2 separate regions of the Mus musculus genome follow, and region 2 is linked to region 1. A link is a loop called in an ENCODE intact Hi-C map of the cell type or tissue named here. Cell type or tissue: heart. All regions are shown on one strand. Links, peaks and the distances in the headings refer to the core of each region. The heading gives the core; the rest is flanking DNA.

Region 1 (5,381 bases), core at 280-5,279:
AAAAAACCTGTTTCTTTTTTTATTAAGACATTTTTTATTAGATATTTTCTTCATTTAGATTTCAAATGCTATCCCCAAAGCCTCCTATACCCTCCCCCACCCCTGCCCTGCTCCCCAACCCACCCACTCCTGCTTCCTGGCCCTGGCATTCCTCTGTTTCTAATTGTGGTGTTGCTCAGTCTTAGCACAAACCTTTAATCCCTCTGGCTGGAATTCAGATACACCCTAAATACACCCCTTTAATCCCAACAATGAAGGTAAAGTTAGTTTCTAGAAGGAAACATCCAAGTTTGAAAGTGATATCTAATTGAGTGGCAGATAAAGTGATGAATCAACAGAATAGGATATGCCCAACTCGCAGAAGAGAGAGGAAAGGGAAGCTACTTGAAGGGCTGTGCAAAGAGAGAAAGAGAACTGGGAGAGTTTTACAGAGACAGGTTGCAGAGAGAGAACAAGCTAGACACAGGTGAACACAGAACACGTTAGAGAATGAGAAGGAGCCAGCTAAGAACATACTGCCAAAGTTAGTCTGAGGCCAGGCAGGGCATTCAGTTAGAGGCCTAGAGAAAGGCCAGATGGAAGCAGTCGGTTTGGAGAGGAGTTTTGAGCCAGAACAGTTAAGTTGAACCAGCCAGCTAAAGCTCAGAAAGAGCTAGAAAGCAGTAAGTCTCAGAGACTAAACCTTCTAGGCCTCGATAAGATTGTACATAGGCTAGAACCTTCCAAGACTAGGCCTAGACTAGCAGATGAAGCCAACAATGACGTGAGGGGAGCAAAAGCTACTTTTACATACATACACCATACCAAAAAGGGGGAAAAAAAGTGACTGTGTCATCATATTCAGTTAATTCCAACCACATCGTAAATCACTAAGCCCAGTATGCTCAAGACATAGAAAACACTGTTTTCTGTAACTCAGAAGACAGAGGCTCTCGGGGGCTGGGGGTGGGGGAGTCCAAAGAGTAACTAGAATATATAAAGCTTCTGCTGAGCATTTGGAGAAGTAAGGTTTAAAGAAATTGTAAGTGGTGACACAAAAGGCTTCCTAGGAGGGAAGAGAAGGACGGCGGTGGGAGGGTGATTTCATAATTTAAGTACTTAAGATGAGACCCCACATGATGAAGAGACACTGAATGGAAGGGAAGAGACCCTCCCTCCGGGACAGGCAATAGCAAGCCTTGGCAAATACTCCTCTCCCCCATAAGAATGCAAAAGAACTTTACATCGTCTTTCTGGTAACAGGTTGCTAACCACAGAGAGGCTCCTACTTGTGTGTGGTTGATGTGTGTCCCTAACTATGTCCTGGTGTTCAGCACTCGGTGAGACTTAGGATTTCTATACCAAGCATAACCAAGATTCACCAGGGTATCGTTTTCAGCCTTTAATCAGCACTGCGATTCAAAACTTGCAGTAGAGTATCTTCTGAATCTTCTATCCTAAAATGTGTATGCTCACACACGCACAAAACTGGCTTTTTAACATGACAGAGGTTAAACAACATTCTCCATGAACGACAGTGAATACAGATGAAGGGCATAAGATGAACCAGACTGGAATCTGAACGCCGTGGAAGGAAAGAAATTAGCACCCAGAGAACACTCTGAAAGAGTAGCCAAAGGACCAAGACTTAAATGTCTTTAAACTATGAGAAAGGAAATGAGATCTGTGCAACTGGCAAGCAAAACAGAGCCCCAGCAGGGACACACACCTTTTTTTTTTTTTAAAGCATCTGTATGCTTGAAAACACACCGGAGTGATTCAGGAGCCTCATTTTTGATTTTGGAGAATCTGACCAACTGGGGCACTGACAGGACTACACTGACTGTGGTCTGCACTAGTGATGTGGTGGGTGCTAACCGTAATAGCAAACAATCGGCTGCACACTTAATCCTCGAAAGGTTAATTGAGAAGGAACCCAGATTATTTGCCCAGTGTCACAGGGCTAGGCACTTGGTGCCAGGGTCCCGAACCAGGGACTTTGACTGCAGAGTCCTGCTTAGACTTCTCACTGTGATATTCTTAATTCTTTAGTTTCTTGTGAACCCAAAGGGTCAGAGAAAGCAGGGCGATTAAGATGAGGGTATAAGCCTACAAATAAAGCAATCTAATCCCCTCATATTCTGGGTAGATTCTGTTGAGATTACAACTTTATTTAAAACGCACAGATCAAGTAGTACGTGCACAATAAATGCTTGTTTTCTTCTCTTGGTAAAGACAAAAGGAGGTCTAAGATGTTAACGACTTCTCCCAGTGTTTCTCACAATACTATTTATTATACAGTCTCTCCCTGTATGAAATACTTAAACTCTGACAGGTGATTACTTGGGTGTGCAAAAGGAAAGATGCAGCCATGTTTTCTTGAAGTTCAAAACAAGTGGCTGTACCCACTCAGCTGGTGCCCAGAGGAGTTGGAAAAAATAATAGGGCCTGGGATCAACAAATGACACACAAAGCCCCTGACCCCGCTTTTTCAGGGTTCTACAAGTCGGCTTCCCGGCTCGGTCTTGCGCTATCTTCTGCCCCTGGCTTCCTCCTCAAGACCGCAGAACCCCTGAAAGTACACTTCCGCCCAGCGGCCGGGGACCTACGACACTCTACACAGCCGCCTTTAGAGGCTGTCCGTGCCACTCACCCGGGCGCTCTCGGGCAGGTTGTAGCGGCACAGCGTGTGGTCGAGATCGAAGCCGACCACGTCGCAGGCGCCCAGGGAGAAGTGCTGAGCCATGGCAGGGCAGCGGCGGGTAACGCAGACCGGAAGGCCGGTAGAGCATGCGAGAAGTTGCCGGGACTCTACAAGCGTAACTCGCAGGCAGGACGCGGAGCGGGGCGGGGCTTGACGGGGCGGGGCTTGACGGGGCGGAGCTTGGCGGGGCGGAGGCTTATATAAGACAGACGGGCGGGGCGTGGTCTGGTCGGGAGGAGCTAGTCAAGTAGGGCGGGTTCTGAGCACACTCCCGCGTCTCCAAGTCAGTGGCCTGTCTGCCTCCTGGATCGCCCCAGTTTTGCTGGCTGGTTCAGGCCAGTTCCACGGCTTGCTTCCAGCTAGTACAGTGCAGCAGGAGCTAAAATGCTCAACTAGGACCCTGCTAGCCAATGTCCTTAATGTAGCTTAAGGTTTCACAGAATTAGTGGGAATTCTCGTTCATTTTTCAGGCGCCACACTACTAAATGATACCAGTGAAACCTCATCCCTTGAGGCTTGAGTGTGGGAGCAGTGTGTGAGAAAATTATGAGCACAAATAACTGTTGGACCCTGTGATGGTTTGTATATTCTTGGACTAGGGAGTGACACCATTTGGAGGTGTGGCCTTGTTGGAATAGGTGTGACCAGGTTGGAATAGGTGTGTCACTGTGGGCGTGGGCATAAGATCCTCACCCTAGTTGCCTGGAAGTCAGTCTTCCACTAGCAGCCTTTGGATGAAGACATAGAACGCTCAGCTCTGCCTGCACCATGCCTGCCTGGATGCTGCCATGCTCCCACCTTGATGATAATGGACTGAACCTCTGTACCTGTAAGCCAGCCCCAATTAAATGTTGTTTTTTATAAGACTTGCCTTGGTCATGGTGTCTGTTCACAGCAGTAAAACTCTGACTAATACAGACCCCTTTAGCATACAGTTTGGTAAGTGGACTTTGAAAGTTGAATCAACAGCTTTATTACTCTATAGTTTGGTAATAAGACATGAAAGACATTCCTGGCATCATTTCAGCCATTGGAATGCATTAAAAAATATATTACGTATTATGGAAGACCACCTTACCAAAAACACCAAGGCTGGTTGTATTAGTCAGGGTTCTCTAAAGACACAGAACTTATGGAATGAGTTCTCTATATATTAAAGGAATGTATTGTGATGACTTATAGTCTGTAGTTCAACTCACCGAGCATTGGTCAACTGTTAATAGGAATTCGAAGAGTTTGGTAGTTGCTCCGTCCCGTGAGGCTAGTTGTTTGAACTGGTCTTCTGTAGAAGTAGGTCTTGTGAGACTAGGCTGGGGCCTAGCAAACACAGAAGTGGATGCTCACAGTCAGCTATTGGATGGATCACAAAGCCCCCAATGGAGGAGCTAGAGAACATATCCAAGGAGCTAAAGGGATCTACAACCCTATAGGTGGAACAACAATATGAACTAACCAGTACCCCGGAGCTCTTGACTCTAGCTGCATATGTATCAAAAGATGGCCTAGTCGGCCATCACTGGAAAGAGAGGCCTATTGGACACGCAAACTTTATATGCCCCAGTACAGGGGAATGCCAGGGCCCAAAAATGGGAATGGGTGGGTAGGGAAGTGTGTGTGTGTGGGGGGTATGGGGGATAGCATTCTAAATGTAATTGAGGAAAATACGTAGTAATAAAAAATATTAATAAAAAAGAAAAAGAAAAAGAGTGAATCTTCCTTCTTCCAATGTCCCTGGGTAGGCTTCTATGAGAAAGTGTGGCTCAGATTAAAGGTGCATACCACCATGCCTGGATCTAGGACTTGCTTTGTCCCAGGCTGACCTTGAATCCAGATATCACCTTGCCTCAGTCTCCTGGGATTAAAGGCCTGTACTACCTTGCCTGAGCCTAAGCTTTTCACGGTCATCATGTCTCAAGATCTCCATGACAAGAGCCAGATCAGAAACTTGTGTCTTCCAGCCTCAAAATCTGGATCACAGGTGAGCCCTCCAGTTCTGGATTGTAGTTCATTTCGGATATAGTCAAGCTAACAACCAGGAAATAGCCCATTACACTGGTGGTTATTTGATTATCCTGCTTTTAATTGAGTTTTTCTATGAAGACATCAAAAATGTCATTGATGAATGGAATTCATCAAAAAAAAAAAAAAAGTTTTGTACCCAGAACTTTTGTGAGCAGGCAGTACAGAGTGGTAGGAGTGATGATTTGCCTGATTCAGGATTACACTATTTTAGATTCAGAAAACTCAATACAGTTGGGACAAAGGATGTCAGAACCATTTAACTTTCAGCCTCTGCATGTGAAAAAACAAGTATATTAAGTCTTTTTTTGTCTCATACTTCTCCATTTAAATGAGAAAATACAAATCTTCATACTGTTACTCTAAATTAAAAAAAAAACTTTTCTCTAGTGAGAAAGAGCAATTGAAATGGCATAATGATATAAATAGTTGAGAATTTCACTTAACCCTTACAGATACTAACTCTTAGAAGGTAAATAGACCAAATTAGTTCTGTTAATTATAGTTCAATGGATAGTGCAATTAGTTAGGGTGCTTGCTTATAATACCTAATGGACTCATTTGAAATCACATTGACAACTTTTCTGTTATAATGAGCCTCAAACAAATCTGGAATAGGAACAGGAGAAAGTCCTCTAGAAAATTGAGCGTGTCAGTAATCAGAGATTAAAGACCACTG
Region 2 (5,381 bases), core at 332-5,331, 470 kb before region 1:
CAGCAAGTCCAAAAGGCTCAGTATCAGTGTGTTTTGTTAAATAAACATCATGGAGTGCAAACTAAAATTCATTAACACCAACCCACAGTCTAGGACAATTGAGATGTTCTGGGCTAGTGGTAGTACAAATGCTCTCTAGAAACTAGAAAGTTACCAAAACTGCTCTTACTTTAGCTAAAGCATTCTATATCTGCATCAAACTCTTTATAATTTTTATATTGGAATGATAGCAAATGAAAAATACTATGAACGTAAATTGAATCTAAAAAGCACAATTGTAGCAATTGACAAGCCAACTCATTGGATACCACATATTAAACTGAGACTACCGCTTTTATAACAATTTAAATAAATTGAGTACTTTACCTTTTAATGGACTTTCTAAAAGACTGGCATGCTTTGTTTTCACATGAATTTCCATATCTTGACTACACCCCTCAATTTTTCCACAAAATGGACATTCGGGAGGACTGTATGTTGTTTCATAAATTGATCCTTGGGCCTCAGACAATCCAGGCTTCTTTTCTCTGCTCTTTTGGTACTTTCTAGATTCAGTTATGTTCTCTGTATAAAAAGCTTCATGCTTTACAGTCCTATCTTTAGGAAGGCTTTCAGATGACTCTTTTGGAAAGCTAGATGCACAAGCTGAATGAATGCCTGAAGTAACTTCCGCTGTACTCTGCAGGTTGGTGTTCTTTCGGTCTGAATGTCCATATTGCACTGCAGCTAGCTTCTCAGAGTTTTTTTCTGGTGCATTTTGTTCAAAATGAACAGTTTCGATATGAAAACATATTTCGTTGTAATTTATACCTGACAACTTGCAAAATGGACAGATAATTTCATTTTCCATGTGAACAATTAGGTGAGCTTTCATATCTGGTTCTGAGTTTACAGTTTCACCACATATGTTGCAGGAAAGCATGGCAGAGCATGGGCCTAGAATAGAAGTAAAACAAAATTGTAAATTTGAAAGTCAAAGTTGAAGAAAAGCACATTTCATAAAAATGATTTGGGACTCTTCTGTGGAGTATTTAGAGCTATATTAGCTTTGGCAAAGAAAAATTCACTGTACTTATCATTCCTTAAATAAACACACTTATTTATAATATGTCCTAAGAAAGCCTAGCTACAGGTCAAGCATTCTTAATCCAAAAATTTAAACTCCATATGCTCCAAAATCCAAACCTTCTGAGCTGACATGTCCCAGTGGATCTATGCCTGATCTCAAACCTTCTGAGCAGACAGGTCCCAAGTGGATCTATGCCTGATCACACGATGTAGGACAGTCAAAACACTGGCACACTGAAAATAGAAATACATACAGAGAAATATGTTTTAAAATACAAGCTATATATGACACAAACAAACTTTATGTTTAGTATTGTATTTCTACATATTCTAGATAAAGGATATTGTGCCTGAATGTCAAGATATCAGAGGTAATAATAAGAAAATTTATGAGTAAAACATTTCAACAAGGCATTGGTGATACACCCTTTTAATCTCAGCACTCCTGAGGCAGAGAGCAGGTGGATCTGTTAGTTGGAGGCCAGCCATAGCTGAGTTCCAAACCATTCAGGGCTGCATAGTGAGACTCCATCTCAAAAAACAATAATACAAGGCATTTCGTCCAACAGGTAGAAAAAAAAGTATATTTAATAAGTTGTCCATGTAAAATAAAGTAAAACAGAAGGCTAATGTTGATCAACATATTTACTTGCATGTAGTAGAATGAGGAGGGTAAATCCACCTTAGTTCACTTCAGAGCTTTATATGTGTCAAACTTAATACCACTGCTGTGGTTTTACATACATGGAAACCCTGGACCAGACAGGTCACTACAGTCAGATAACGATGGAAGGTAAACACCGCAGAGCCCAAAGGTAAAAGCTGTGAGCATTGTAGGAAAACAGCACTTACCGCCAAGATCTAGGAAACTGGGGTATAGACGCTGGTTTCATTAGGTTAGCTAACAGCTCAACCCTCGGAAGTTCATTTTCAAACGAGTTATGAGATTGATGGGCTAATGGGAGATGGACTACTTGTAGGGAGGTGCTAAAACAAAACAAAACCTTTTAACGCAATCACAAACCCAGACCTTCCCCTAGACTATCACCTGGCTGTCACGTATTTTAGTAATAGGAAGGAAAAACGAGGGCAACTATTCCCTTCATCTAATTTCAGCTTTACAAAATCTTTCTACATTTTCCTTTTTCTCGTTTCTCTTCAGACAGTAATAAGTTTCTGTTTCTAGAAGGAAGTTCTATCGATACCTAGTTTCGTTTCTTCCAAGGACTGGGGCACTGCAGATAAAGGACACACTACAAGTAAGGGGGGACCTTCGAAGGGCTAGCCTGGGTACGGGATGGCGAAGGTGGTAAGGCCCGAATCTGTCAAAGTTCTGAGCCAACGTCGCACCGGTGGGGCGCAGGGAACCGGACCTGCGGCCACCCGGAGCCGGCCTGCAGACCCGGACCCACGGCTAGACCGCCGCTCCTCCCCACCGCAGGAGCCAGCCACCGCCCGAAAGCGCGCCCCACACAGCCCGCCCGATCGCCAAGGACAGACCTCCCGAGACTGCCGCGCCGCGACCCAAAAGAGAGCCCAGGCCTCCAAGAGTCCTCCGCAGTCACAACAGACCTTCCTCACTGGCCAGAGAGGGTAGAGATCCCAGCATGCCCCGCTGCAGATCCGTCTGAGTTGCGGTGCATTGTGGGACTTGTGAGGGATTTTTGCAACTTTCGCTTGCACATCAGAGCATCACTGCCCCTCCCACCTTCCAGTTGCAGTTTCCACTCCAGATATGCTAAAACCGTAACTAGATTCTGAGTACATTTAAATGTCTGATTCTGCGGCAAACACCTGTTCCTGTTTACACAGTATCTGAGCTCTAAATTATGTTCTGCGGGTTAATTAAGACAAGTTCCTTTGTCAATATTACAAAGTTGCTTATCCAGTGTTAACAGTCTGTTTCTCCCTCTGGGGGATTGATCTACGAGGCAACTACGGACGTGTTTAAATATGAGGATGACATAATCTGACAAGTATAATATTTTTAAATTATTGGGTATCGTTGAACGTGATGCATGGAGGAAATACTATTTCCTTTAGTAGAATTCCTTCTTTTAGTAAAAAAAAAAAAAAATTCGAAGTCATTGTAAGAGTGAAAGTACTCTTACAGAACATTTTCAAGCTAAAAATGAGCACATTAGCAGTTAACCATTAGCTGCGAGGCCAACAACAATGAAATCATTTCTCCAGAGGTATAAAAACGTTCAGAAAACAGAACTTTGTGGAATGTCTAAACAAGGGGCAACTAAAACTCTGCTTCCAGATTTCCTCCTTCATCAGCTTCCCACTTGACTCGTCTTTTCCTCCAAGACAGTATTAGTTAACGAAAAAAGATGAACTGGCCATCTTCTGTAACCAGGTTGTTATGCCCAGTTTGCGGGAACCCCAGGAGACTGCCAGAAATTGGAAGACCAAATGTAATATACAAAGAGTTTTTATTAACCGGGACCCGGTTCGCTATCTTTCCCAATGCACAGTGACCCCTAAATCTAGGGGTTTAAGGTATATATAGGAGGATGCATAAACTGGGGCTCTCAACCCCTGGTGTTACATGATTGGGAAGAGGAAAAGAGAACCGATAGTATTTGTTCAGACAGGGAGGAGGAATTGCGCAGCTGGAACAAGACCTTTTTGACCTGGGAAGACATAACTTATCAAAGACCAGCGTGTTTTTATAACGCAGTCACAGCTGCCTGAGAATGAGTGGACTTTATCACTTCGAGAATACTAACTCCTGTCTCCTTCAAAGGTCGGAGCCATCTGTGCTTGGGAGAGTGCTTTTATGAAGGAAGGATCACAATATTCCGGCGCCAGATTGGGCTCTCTTTTGTCTGCCCTCTTCATAAGGCCTGAAGCATCTATGTTAGGGGAAAGGGGTACTAACTGCTCTGGCTGCATGCAGGGACAGGAGAGTGCAGTATTTGACGCGCAGAGATTGGGGCAGGTTTCCTGTGTTTCTTCACAGGCAAAGCTTCCAGTGGAGGACAGGAACACCAATGCAGCTACAAAACCTGCTACCTACAACCTGCCTGTAAGATGTGCTGGAGCAAAGGTGGCACAGAACTTGAGGGAGTGGCCAACCAATGACTGGTCTAATTTCAGGCCTAGGTCACTAGAGGGAGCAGATTCCCAAAAAAAAAAAAAAAAAAAAAAAAAAAAGATGTTCCAAAAAAATTAAGTTTTGAAACATGTAGTTTGAAGAAATGCTAATTTTTGTATTTAGCTTTTGTGTAGATTTTGACTAAAGGCACATAAATTCGGATCACCAGTATTTATATTGCTTAAGTAAAAGGCTAATGCAAGATTAAAAAAAAAAAAAAAAAAACTTTGCAGAATATCTAAATAAGGGGTAGCTAAAACTCCCCCTCCAGATTTGCTCCATTACCAGTATCCATGAGATTCATCTTTCTCTTCAATCCAGGATTAGTGAGGAAAATGACCCATAAACACAATGTAAATAAATGGGCAAGGCTGGTATCAAGGTGTTGACATGAAAATAGGAAGAAGAAAAACGCAAGTATTTAACTATGAATCAAAGGTGTTGTGTTTGGGGTTAAAGGAGGACTCAGGTAAATTGCCCAGTGATGTAAGAATTATATGCAGCAACAGTAATTCTCTGAGTAAAGTGCAGATCCTTGGGCCAGAACAGGAGTCTCTTATAGGTTTCAAGGAAAGGGTGGTGGGAAGATTTTTTTCTTAAACTTTCTATTGGCCCATGGCTATCCATTTCTAGGGTAACAAGGAGTGGTGAGATGTTTTATTAGGATTTCAATTGCTGTGGGAGGAAAAAAAAACATGAACAAAAACAATTTGGGTAAAAATGTTTATTTCAGCTTATGACTCTTTTTTTTTTTTTTTTTCCCGAGACAGGGTTCCTCTGTATAGCCCTGGGTGTCCTGGAACTCACTCTGTAGAGCAGGCTGGCCTCAAACTCAGAAATCCTCCTGCCTCTGCCTCCCCAGTGCTGGGATTAAAAGTATGCGCTACTACCGCCCACCCAGCTTATGACTCTTATGTCACATTCCATTACTGATGGAAGTCAGAGGCAAAAACCATGAAGTCCTGCTTATGGCTCCTGTGGCTTGCTCAATTTGCTTTCTTGTATGACTAAAGACCACCTGCCCAAGGGTGGCACCACCCACAATAGGCTGGGACCCACCTCACACACTTAAATTGTTAATCAAGAAAATATTCAGTGTCTCACAAGCTTGCCAACGGTGCTGTCTGATGAGGGCATTTTTCTTTCTTTTTTCATATTAAAATTATTGAAAGGACTAGTTTTAATTTTTATTAATTATTTTATTCATTTA

Evidence for each region. Hi-C counts contacts between places; a loop is a spot of excess contacts. Peaks named below come from ENCODE experiments on the same cell type or tissue, not always from the same donor. Only the 100,000 strongest peaks of a DNase experiment are listed, where the experiment ranks them.
Region 2: a loop joins it to region 1, with 2.7 times the contacts of the local background. A loop is called at or near these places in 2 of 42 quality-filtered maps.

The regions. Positions count from the first base shown.
Region 1 is chr10:34,415,729-34,421,109 of GRCm38, forward strand. Nt5dc1 (5'-nucleotidase domain containing 1) reads right to left here and starts at 2,823. Exons shown (of 12, transcript NM_176968.5): 1 at 2,633-2,823. The coding sequence starts at 2,725. In heart, for the core only: no CTCF peak of the experiment used is centred there; a DNase peak (open chromatin) is centred at 2,853; H3K4me3 peaks cover 1,625 bases; H3K27ac peaks cover 1,293 bases.
Region 2 is chr10:33,948,563-33,953,943 of GRCm38, forward strand. Zup1 (zinc finger containing ubiquitin peptidase 1) reads right to left here and starts at 2,697. Exons shown (of 11, transcript NM_001359455.1): 1 at 2,569-2,697; 2 at 1,186-1,302; 3 at 367-936. The coding sequence starts at 922. In heart, for the core only: no CTCF peak of the experiment used is centred there; a DNase peak (open chromatin) is centred at 2,689; H3K4me3 peaks cover 1,506 bases; H3K27ac peaks cover 1,189 bases.